Regions from separate parts of the Homo sapiens genome. Here region 2 is linked to region 1. Evidence: chromatin contacts called from ENCODE Hi-C or POLR2A ChIA-PET data. All regions are on one chromosome and are shown on one strand. The core of a region is the stretch at or near the end of the contact, and the rest is flanking DNA. Distances in the headings are between cores, read along the strand shown.

Region 1 (4,871 bases), core at 694-3,193:
CTCCCTGAGCTGGAACTCTGATCTCACACAGCCTCAGCTGCACCCCTAAGCCATGAGGAGCCCCAGAGGACCCCAGAGTCTCCCTCTTTCTCCCAAAGACTAGGAGCTACAAAGCCTGGCTCTAGGGTCTTTGAAAGAGCCACCCCCACACCAGCCCTTCCTGAACCAGGATTAAAAGACTTCCTAGAGCAGAGAAGGGGAGTAAATGAGGCCCCAGCAGGAGGCATGGAGATTAAAGACTTTAGAGTCTCCTAACTTCCATCCAAGGCTCTGCCCCGTCCCACCCCCTCCACCCGCTGGCCACTTTTCTCACTTCCTAGGAGAGTAGGGAAGTGGCCCCTTCCTCCCTCTCACAGAAAAAAAGCAAAAGAAAAATGCAGCATAGAATAGGGGTTTAGAACACCAGCTGGGATAGTCCCGGTTCAAAGCCCAGTACCCCCACTTAATCAGCTGTGCGATCCCAGACAAGCTACCCGGCCCCTCTGGAGCTAAACTTTCCCAATCTTAAAAACGGAGGAGGCAGGACCCAGTAGCTCACGCCTGTAATCCCTGCACTTTGGAGGCCGAGGTCGGCGGATCACTTGAGGCCAGGAGTCCAAGACCAGCATGGCCAACATGGTGAAATCCCCTCTCTGATAAAAATACAAAAATTAGTCGGCCGTGGTGGCTGGCGCGTGCCTGTAATCCCAGCTACTCGGGAGGCTGAGGCAAGAGAATTGCTTGAACCCGGGAGGCGGAGGTTGCAGTGAACCGAGATTGCGCCACTGTACTCCAGCCTGGGTGACTGAGGGAGACTCCGTCTCAAAAAAAAATTTTTTTAATTAAAAATGGGGGAAATACTCGTCCCTACTTCATAGACCGCCTGTGAAGGTTAAACCTGCTAATTAATGACACATGTAAGGTGTCTGGCACATAGTAAGTGGTCGGTTGTTATTTTACAAAGTCTGAGGCCGTGGTTTTGCACTTGGAGATGGGGAGTTGGTGGGGGTGGATGCAGTTAGGGAGCCTGGACTGCCGAGTTTTGAGTTCGAAACCCACTCTCCCCGAACTCCAGCAAAAACCTGTGCATGGGGGATTCTACCCTGGGGTTCTGTCAATCCCCGCCCCTCCTCTGAGCTTCAGGTTTTATCCTACTCCATCAACGCGCAGGGACGTTGGGCTCTGGGGCTCCTACGGTATGTCCTAGATGAGTGGTGCACCGGGCGCGTAGTTATTCCTGGGAAAAAGACGCAGGAGCGCCAGCTCCCGGCGCCGCCGGGGTCCCCAAGCCCCTGCATCGCGGATGTAACTAATTTTAAAACTATTTGAAAGGCGGGGACGGGGAAGAAAAGACAAAAGGGCAGCGCGCGCCGCGGGGAAGTGGAGTGCGGGAGAGCCCCGGTCGGAGCAGGACCGTGCGCCGGCCAGGGAGGGAGGCGACGCGACAGCTCTGGAGGAGCTCGGATCCCCCCCGCTTTCCGCGCGCCCTGCGGGGCGCCCCCGAGGCAATTCTCCACCCACGGGGACCACGGCCACAGGTTGTGGGGACCGCAGCGGGGCGAGCGGCTGGAGGGAAAGCTGTCCCCAAGCTCCCGAGCGACACTCACCGACTGCAAGAAGCGCAAGGTGCCCACGTAGTCCCTCTCGGTGCCCAAGATCTCGTTGAGGACGCAGAGGCGGAGGCGCAGCTGGCGCTCGGACTCCCGGGCGGCCGCGCACGGGCCGGGGCCGGAGCTGGGCGCCGCGGCGCCAGGGGCCCGGGGGTCCGGGTGGGCGCAGTCCCCGGCCCCGTCGCCGCCGGGCTCGCTGCCGCTGGGCGCCTCCATTCTAGCGCGGCCGCGCGGCGCCGGCTCCTTCCGTCGCGCCGAGCGGCAACTCAGGCGTCCAGGCGCCCCATCCCGGACGGGGCGCGCCGGCGGGCCGGGCTCAGCGGCGGGCCGGGCTCCCGGCGCGGCGGGCGGGACTGGGGGCCGGGCGGCTGGGCCGGGGGCGGAGGCAGCGCGCGGGGGCCGGGCGAGGGGCGGGAGGGGGCGGCCCTCGGGGCTCCCAGACGGCTGGCCCCCCGCCCCCGCGCCAGGGACCGTCTGCCAAGTGCCACGCCGCGCTCGGCCGCAGAGGCGCTCTGCGCGTGCACGGGGCCCCTGGGGACGCGGCGCGGCGCTCGGCGCCTCCGTCGGAAGCTCGGGGGTCGGGCGGGAGCCTCCGGAAGGGCCCCGCGGAGCCGGGAGTCCGAGGCCGCGCGCACGCCGAACCGAGCGTACCAACTCCGCGCCCGGACGCGTGGCGCCCCCCCAACCCGCAGTCACCGCGGGCTACGCCACTCCCACCCGGCACACGCGACACCCGCCGCGCGCAGGCTCCTGCTTGCAGGTCCGGCCGCTGCTCGGGCCAAGTAAACACCGGGCTGGGAAAGCTCGCTGCGGAGCCGCTCGGGGGCAAGCCAGCCCCGCCACGCGCGCCTCCGCGGCCCCGGGAAGTCAGGGGCGACCGCTGCCTGGGCAGTGACGGCCCCTCTCTGGGCAGTGACGGCCCCTCCCGGGAACGCCGGGCCCTCGCGGTGCCCTCGGTGCTACCACGACCTTGGGAAGGAACATGCGTGGCGCGCGCTCGCTCTCACTTTTCTCTTTCCCGTTTCCTTTCCCATCTCTCTCTTTCCTTCCTTCCTTTTCTTTCTGAACTTCTTTGCCCCCTGACCCTGCCCTTTCCACCTTTCCCAGAAGAAATTATTACCTGCTCTTGAGTTATTGATCAAGTGGCAGGTACCCTGCCTGCTCCCCCTTCCATCCACCCACCCCATGGGATAAGGCCTTGGGAAACCCAGCTTCTTGTCAGGTTGCTCTGGGCAATGTTGATCATCACCCGCCTTATCGGAAGGTATGGAGAGGGGAGGAAGTTCTGGGGCCTAGAGTCAGCTGCTCAGGTTCAAATCCTAGCTCCCCACTTGCTGGCCGGGTGGCCTTGGGCTGGTTTCCTTGCTTCAAGATCCTCAGTGTTTTCATCAGTATAACGGGAACGATCATGGTACCTAGCTCCAAGGTCCTCCCCGGGGTTCCATGGGAAGTACTTAGCACCTAGAAAGTTCTCTGTAAATGTTTGTTCTTACTATTATTGCATGTGTGAAGCCCAACACCTAGAAAGTTCTCTGTAAATGTTTGTTCTTACTATTATTGCATGTGTGAACGGCCCTCTAAGCCTGGCCCCACTCTCAAATGGCCCATACAATCCCTAATCACCCGTGTTTCCGGACCAGAGATTGTATCGTCTCTGCAGGGGATAAAGTGATCCACATAGTATCCGCCTCTAGACTGTAGTCATTTTATGGACAGAAACATTGCTTATTTATTCCTGTTCCAAAAGCCTAGGATTTTCCTCCCATTGGCCTCTCAATACTGTAAGTGCCTAAGGACACAGGGAGAGAATGGGGTGGCTTCTGCCCTCTCTGACTTCTTTCTTTGGGATCATGGGCAAGGTAGCATTTGATCTGGGCCTTGGGCTGAGTGAAGTTCCCCTGGGCAGGGAGTAAAGGACATGAGATAGGTGAGCCTGTCACGCTTGGGTAGTGGAGTCAATTGTGTCCAAAGGTAGCTGGTTTTTTATTTATATTTTTATTCCTAATAAAGGCCTCTGGAGTATCTCTGCTTTGTGACTTTAAACTGTTCACGGTACCTTTCTGAGCCTCCGTTTCCTCATCTTTAAATTAATTCTGTCTACCACGAGGGGAGAACATGGCTGGAACATAATGGACCATGGAATGAAGCGGGCTTGCATTTGTATCCCAGTCCAAATCCAACTGGCAGGGTAACCTTGGCCAAGACACGTTATTTCTCTGGGCCTCAGTCGTCTAATCTGTAAAAGGGGAGTCTTTGTGAGAGCGAATTCTATGCAATACAGACTTTCTCAACCTTGGGACTATTGACATTTGGAGTCACATAACTCTTTGTTGGGGGAGGGGCGTGTCCTGTGCATTTCAGGACATTTAGCCGCGTCCCCTACCCACTAGATGCCAGTAGCACTCCCTCCCCAATCTGAGAATCAAAAATGTCTCCAGGCTGGGCACAGTGGCTCCGGCCTCTAATCCCAGAATTTTAGGAGGTCCAAGTGGGAGGATTGTTTGATCCCAGAAGTTCAAGACCAGCCTGGGCAACATAGCAAGACCCTGTCTCTACAAAAAAATTTTAAAAATTAGCTGGGCATGGTGGCACACACCTGTAGTACCAGCTGCTGGGCTGAGGTGGGGAGCTTGCTTGAGCCCAGGAGGTCAGGGCTGCAAGTAAGCTGTGATCACACCACTGCACTCCAACCTGGACAACAGAGTAAGCCTTGCCTCAAAAATAAACAGAAAAAGTGTCTCCAGACATTGCCAGATATCCCTGGGGACAGAATTGCCCCCTGTTGAGAACCACTGATGTAAAGTACCTGACACACATAGCTGGCACAGAGTAGGTGCTCAACAAATGTTAGTTCCCTTCTCAGCCCATGACCAAGGAAGGTTAGCCTCAAGTTTACACACAAATCCCACATTTCACCCAAGAATTGGCCCACACTGCCAAAAAACATTTCCACGTTGTGGATGGGTCCCATCTCTGGCCCACCCCAATGTTTTATACATCGTTACTTCCTCAGATTCTGCTGGGATCTTTTTCCCCTTCCATCCCCATCCCCAGTGGTAATGATGACACTAAAAGATAATACAGCGTTTAGTAACATACTTAAGCTCTCTGTGCCTTGCTTTCCTCATCTGTGAACTAAGAATAATATCAGTACCTACATCATAAAGTCGTTGCAAGGTTCCTGAGTGCATACATGGAGGGTGCTTAGAGCACACAGTAGGTGCTCAATAAGTGAAGTCTTTTACAATGCGTGGATTGAGTGCTGAATCTAATAGGATGCAT
Region 2 (4,854 bases), core at 1,083-3,582, 890 kb after region 1:
AAATCCCATCTTTTCACACCCATTTTTATTAGAGTCTAATAGCCAACATGCTAATGAACTCTTTTCTCAGTTAATTCCACTAATTAGTTATCTCTTCTTGTTCTGCCAGAATCCCAACCCTTTTACAATCTACTCATCAAATCCATCAGGCCACATATTATGCCTTCCTAGAGGAACACTTTTCGTGATGACACTTTGTAAACAAGGCAATCTGATGCTGCCTGTTCTATCTTCCCAGATCTAGTTGATAGTTCAAAACATCAACATTAACCACAAGTAAAATATGCTTAAAAAATAATCAGGAGACGATCTCCTGCTCTATCTGGAAATTTCTCTATTCAGCTAGTTCTGCGTTGACAGGTCAACAGAGAATGGCACTAGTTATTGCTACAATCCTAAAAGGCATTTCCCTACAGCTAAACCATCAACCCTTTCCTAAAATCCATATAATCCAAAATTTTTCTAGCAGAATTTACTCTCCCTGCCCCTACCCCAGCAGCATCTTCTGATCATTTTTCACCATAAACTGAGGTTTCCTCATAGTGATGCCAAGTCAGGCAAACACATTCCTTAAGCGTTCCACCTAACTCCCTTCTTCCTGGAAGTTACATGTAATAGCTGCCTTTATTTACTTATTTTTAAAACTCTTCAAGCACCAGGTACAGTGGTAAGTGCTTTTAAAGAACATGTATCTACTTCCATCCTTAACACTGTATGAGATTGGGACTCACATTCCCATTTTACAGAGGAGAAATGCAAAGGCTTAGTAACCTGCCCAAGGTCATACAGGGCAGAGATTGGAATCCAAGTCTGACCTCTGTGTCCTCCGCTCTTAACCTTCATGCTGTCTTTCCTTCTGATCTCTTCCTGTCCTAACTGGTGCCCTGTGGTCTTATAAAAGACTATGCTTGGGGCAGGCGGGGGAGGGGTGGGAGGGTCAGTTTCTCCAGAGACCGCCTTTCCTTTAAAGGATAAGACTTTGAAAAGAAGGAGTACCCATTACATCTTTCCTCCATGCTCCCCCTTCTCACCTGGTACCATTTCCCAAAGGCCCCAATCATATCCCCTTCTCTACGGACAATTTAAACTTCTCCTTTGTCCGCAGAGCAGGCACTATCCAATACTGAAGAACCACACCATCTACCCTCAAGGCTAGGAGAGGGCAGAAGTGGAAGAAAGAACACAGACAGCACCCCTTCCCCAGGTCTTCAGTTGAGAAAGAAGCTGTGGCTGAAAGTCTGGGGGGCTGGGGGCAAAGGTGACAAGGATGTGCCCTTGTGGGTACGCGAGGTGGGGGGGGGGGAGATGGGGAAGAGGCATGGGACGCTCAGGGGATTAGCAGGAGATTGAATGGGGGTGGACCTCTGTAAGGGGAAGGGGGGTGCCACCGGCAGGCAGAGAGATCAGGCCACTGAAGAGGTGAACGTGAGTTAGGGAGGAGGACCTGGAGGTGGATGTAATAGGGGAAGTAGAGGAAGAAAGGGGAGGGAGGGGGCTCACGGGAGCAGGAAACGATGGAGTCATGGGGAGTGGGGGAGGATGGATGGGAGCTAGAAGGTGGGGCGGCCTGGGACCCGGGCACATGGGCTCGGCGAAGAGCGGGCGCGCCGCGGGGGACTGGGGTGCGGGGAATGCCGGGAATGGGGGTTCGAGGAGACCCCGGGGAAGGGAAGGGGAAGCGGGAGTTCTCGAGCAGAGGAGCGGGAAGTGGGAGTTCCAGCGAGGCAAGAGCGGGAAGGGGGTTCCGGAGCAAGGGGCGGGCGTGAAGGTACAGTCGGGTTCGCGAGGGTGGCGTTAGGAGGGGCGGGGTGGGCCGGAGGCTGGCGCGGGAGAGGGATCCCGGGCGCCTGTTGGGGTGCGGAGGGCAGGAATGTCCTGGCGTCCCCGAGAGCCGGGCCAGGACTCCGGAGTCTTCGGAGGACCAGGCTCAGGGCCGCCTCCCGGCCGGGGCCCCTTAGGGAGGGGCGGGGATTCCCCGGGTCCCTCAAGGCCAGAGCGGCAGCCGCCGCGGTCCCAAGCCCCCTTCCTACCTATGCCGGGCGCCACATAGACGAAGTACAGCAGCGAGGACGAGAGAGAAAAGAAGAAGAGCGCGGCGAGCAGCGAGCGGCGCGGCAGCCGCAGCAGCCCCCGGCGGGCGCGCATGCTGCAGCCAGGCGGCCGCTAGAGAGCCAGGCCGGGCCTGCTCCCGCAGCTCCCCGTCCGCCGCCTCCTGGGCCGCCGCCGCCACCGCCTGGGCCTCGGCCACCGCCTCCCGGGCCTCGCGGGCCGCCACTCGCCGCCGCCGCCGCCTCGCCGCTCCCAGCCGCCGGCCGTCGCGGGCCGGGCCACATGAAGCGGGCGGGGGCCAGAGCGGCCCCGAGCGGGCGCAGCGGCGGGGGCGGAGGCGGGGCGCACGCGCGGGAGGCGGGGCCAGTGCCGCCGGGCACCGTCGCAAAAGACCCGCGCGCTTGCGCTCGCCGCCGACCCTCGCTCGGCGCCCACAGCAGCCCGCATGGAGTAATCGCCAAATGGCGACAGACCCTCTCCCAGTGCGGCCACCGCCCAGGCTTTCGGGGAATGTCTCCCAAGTGCTCCGCGCTAGCTCGTCCCCCATCTCGGGGGCCAAGGGGCCATCTACAAAGTCTGACTCATCTCGTTGCCCACTGCAGCAGAAGAGTGGGGACTGCAAGGCTTGGGGGTTCGGCCTGGTATACACCCTCATTCATTCATTCATTCATTCATTCAATTCACCATTTATTTATTGAATGCCAGACACAGTTGTTGGCGCTGGGCATGCTACAGAGAAAAAAAACGATAAAAATCTCTGTCTACTTGAAACTTACATTATGTGAGAGATAAAAGAAACAAATCAGCTAGTAATATCAGGTACTGGTAACACATATGAATACGATAAAACAGGAGGATGTATTGCAGGCAGGCTGGAGTGGTCAAGGAAGGCCTCACTGAGCAGTGACACGAACTGAGATATAAAAGGGTGAGAAAGCGCCAGCTTTTTTGAATAAGCTGGGGAAAAAGCAGTCATACCAGGGGGAACAGCAGGTGTAAAGGCCCTGAGGTAGGAAAAGGGCTGATCTGCCCCCGAGTTGAATCCAAGGCCAACATGGATAAAATCCAGTGAAGTAGGGGGGGAAATAGGGATGAGCTTGGAGCTGTAGTCAGGGATCCTACTGTATCAGAAATAGCATAATGATAACAATTGTCAATGTCTCTAGACTTCTGCTGAGAAACATGGACTTCACTCATGCCATGAAATTCCCCCACCAGTCTTGAGATGTGTGCTGTTATTATTACTATCATACAAATGAGGAAACTGAGGTTTCTAGATGGAAAGGCAATTCACCCAAGCCTTGCAGTAAGGGCTTAAATCAAAACTGGCCTGTCTCCCATGTCAGGCCCTTGACCTCTAGGTTGTAACTGTCTCAGCAGTCTGTATGACCTCTAATTCTTATCCTGCAGGCAAATCGGTATCCTATCCCCATCACCTGGGTATGGGACCATATCCAAAAAAATGCTTTCAGATCAGCATCAGCTCAAAGGACCTCAGAAGGCAATGAACAGTCCTAGAAATTTATGGCAAGAAGCAGTAGCCTCAAGGAGCTGGACTGAGGAGGCCAGTGTCCCTGTGTAGACATATCTGAAACTAGGGTACTGTCTTGGAATGCCAGAAGCAGTGGGGAGGGGAGAGGACTTTGCAGGGATTCTGTGAGAATCAACAATAATTCTGATTTATATTCCTAAAGTGATTTCTACTTTTTACAGTGTTTCTTTGATCCTTTAAGTGGGGAGTCTAGAGCCACACTGCCCAGGTTCTCTGACTCCCAGCTTTTCCATTGTTAGCTGTGTGACCTCACGCAAGTTAAACTCTCTGTGCCTCGGTAAAATGGAGGAGGTTATTAGCAACCTCATCAGGTTGTTGCGAGGATTTAAGTAATACATGCAAAGTGCACATAGTAAGAGTGCTTAGCTGTCACCTAATTCAATACCCCTGGAGAATGGTATGGTGGAAGAGAAGAGGCTTAAACGATCAAAAAGGAAAGCAGAGAATTTTGACTCAGATAGATGTGAGTTCAAATCTCGGCTTGGCATCTCCTGGCTGTGTGACTCTGGGAAAGTCACTTACCTCTCTGAGCTTCTCTATTCATCACCTGTGAATCGGACCCAGTGCTGCCCACCCCACGGGGATGTGATGTGGATTCGATGAAATAGTGCAGGTAAGGCCCTGGACCAGAAATCCCAGACTAGCCGGAATCATCTAACTTGCAAATAGTTTTTGTTGGCCCACACAATGGCCCCTCCCAACCCTCGTATCTATGAAACATTTTCAAACATACAGAAAAGTTGAAAGAATAGTACAAGAAACATCTGTACACTCCCCACCTGGATTTGATCATTGTTATCATTTTTCCACATGTATGTATCTATATTCATATGTTGAAAATTTTTATTTTTTGCTAAATATTTAAAGGTAGGCTGGGCGATTACACCTGTAATCCCAGCACTTTGGGAGGCAAAGGCAGATGGATCGCTTGAGCTCAGGAGTTTGAGATCAGTCTGGCCAACATGGCAAAACTCCATTTCCACAAAAAATACAAAAGAATTAGCTGGGCGTGATGACGTGTGCCTATAGTCCCAGCTACTTGGGAGGCTGAGGTGGGAGGATCTCTTAAGCCCAGGAGGTGGAGGTTGCAGTGAGCCAAGATAGCGCCACTGCACTCCAGCCTGGGAGACAGAGTGAGACCCTGACTCAAAAAAACAATAAAAAAAAGTAAGTTGTTGCCTTACTAGTACTTCATGCCTTAATACTTCAGTAGCAAATCCTAAGGAAAATTACATTATCCTTCAAAACCACAG

The links. A loop is a pair of places that touch in the nucleus more often than their neighbours do. ChIA-PET counts read pairs that join two places held with the same protein, here RNA polymerase II (POLR2A). Pooled maps may share reads with other maps.
Region 2: a loop to region 1 is called in a map of CD8-positive, alpha-beta T cell, with 16 times the contacts of the local background. The contact joins the promoter of B4GALT5 here to the promoter of PREX1 in region 1. A Hi-C loop is called at or near these places in 4 of 168 maps with a recorded cell type or tissue (CD4-positive, alpha-beta T cell, CD8-positive, alpha-beta T cell and naive thymus-derived CD4-positive, alpha-beta T cell), 1 of 37 single-sample maps with no recorded cell type and 10 of 50 pooled maps. POLR2A ChIA-PET finds 5 or more read pairs at or near these places in 1 of 52 experiments (OCI-LY7).

The regions. Positions count from the first base shown.
Region 1 is chr20:48,826,056-48,830,926 of GRCh38, forward strand. It overlaps PREX1 (phosphatidylinositol-3,4,5-trisphosphate dependent Rac exchange factor 1), which reads right to left and starts at 1,944. Exons shown (of 40, transcript NM_020820.4): 1 at 1,587-1,944. The coding sequence starts at 1,805. RefSeq lists silencers at 1,438-1,507, 1,918-2,597.
Region 2 is chr20:49,711,546-49,716,399 of GRCh38, forward strand. It overlaps B4GALT5 (beta-1,4-galactosyltransferase 5), which reads right to left and starts at 2,333. Exons shown (of 9, transcript NM_004776.4): 1 at 2,031-2,333. The coding sequence starts at 2,145. RefSeq lists silencers at 1,806-1,925, 2,216-2,545.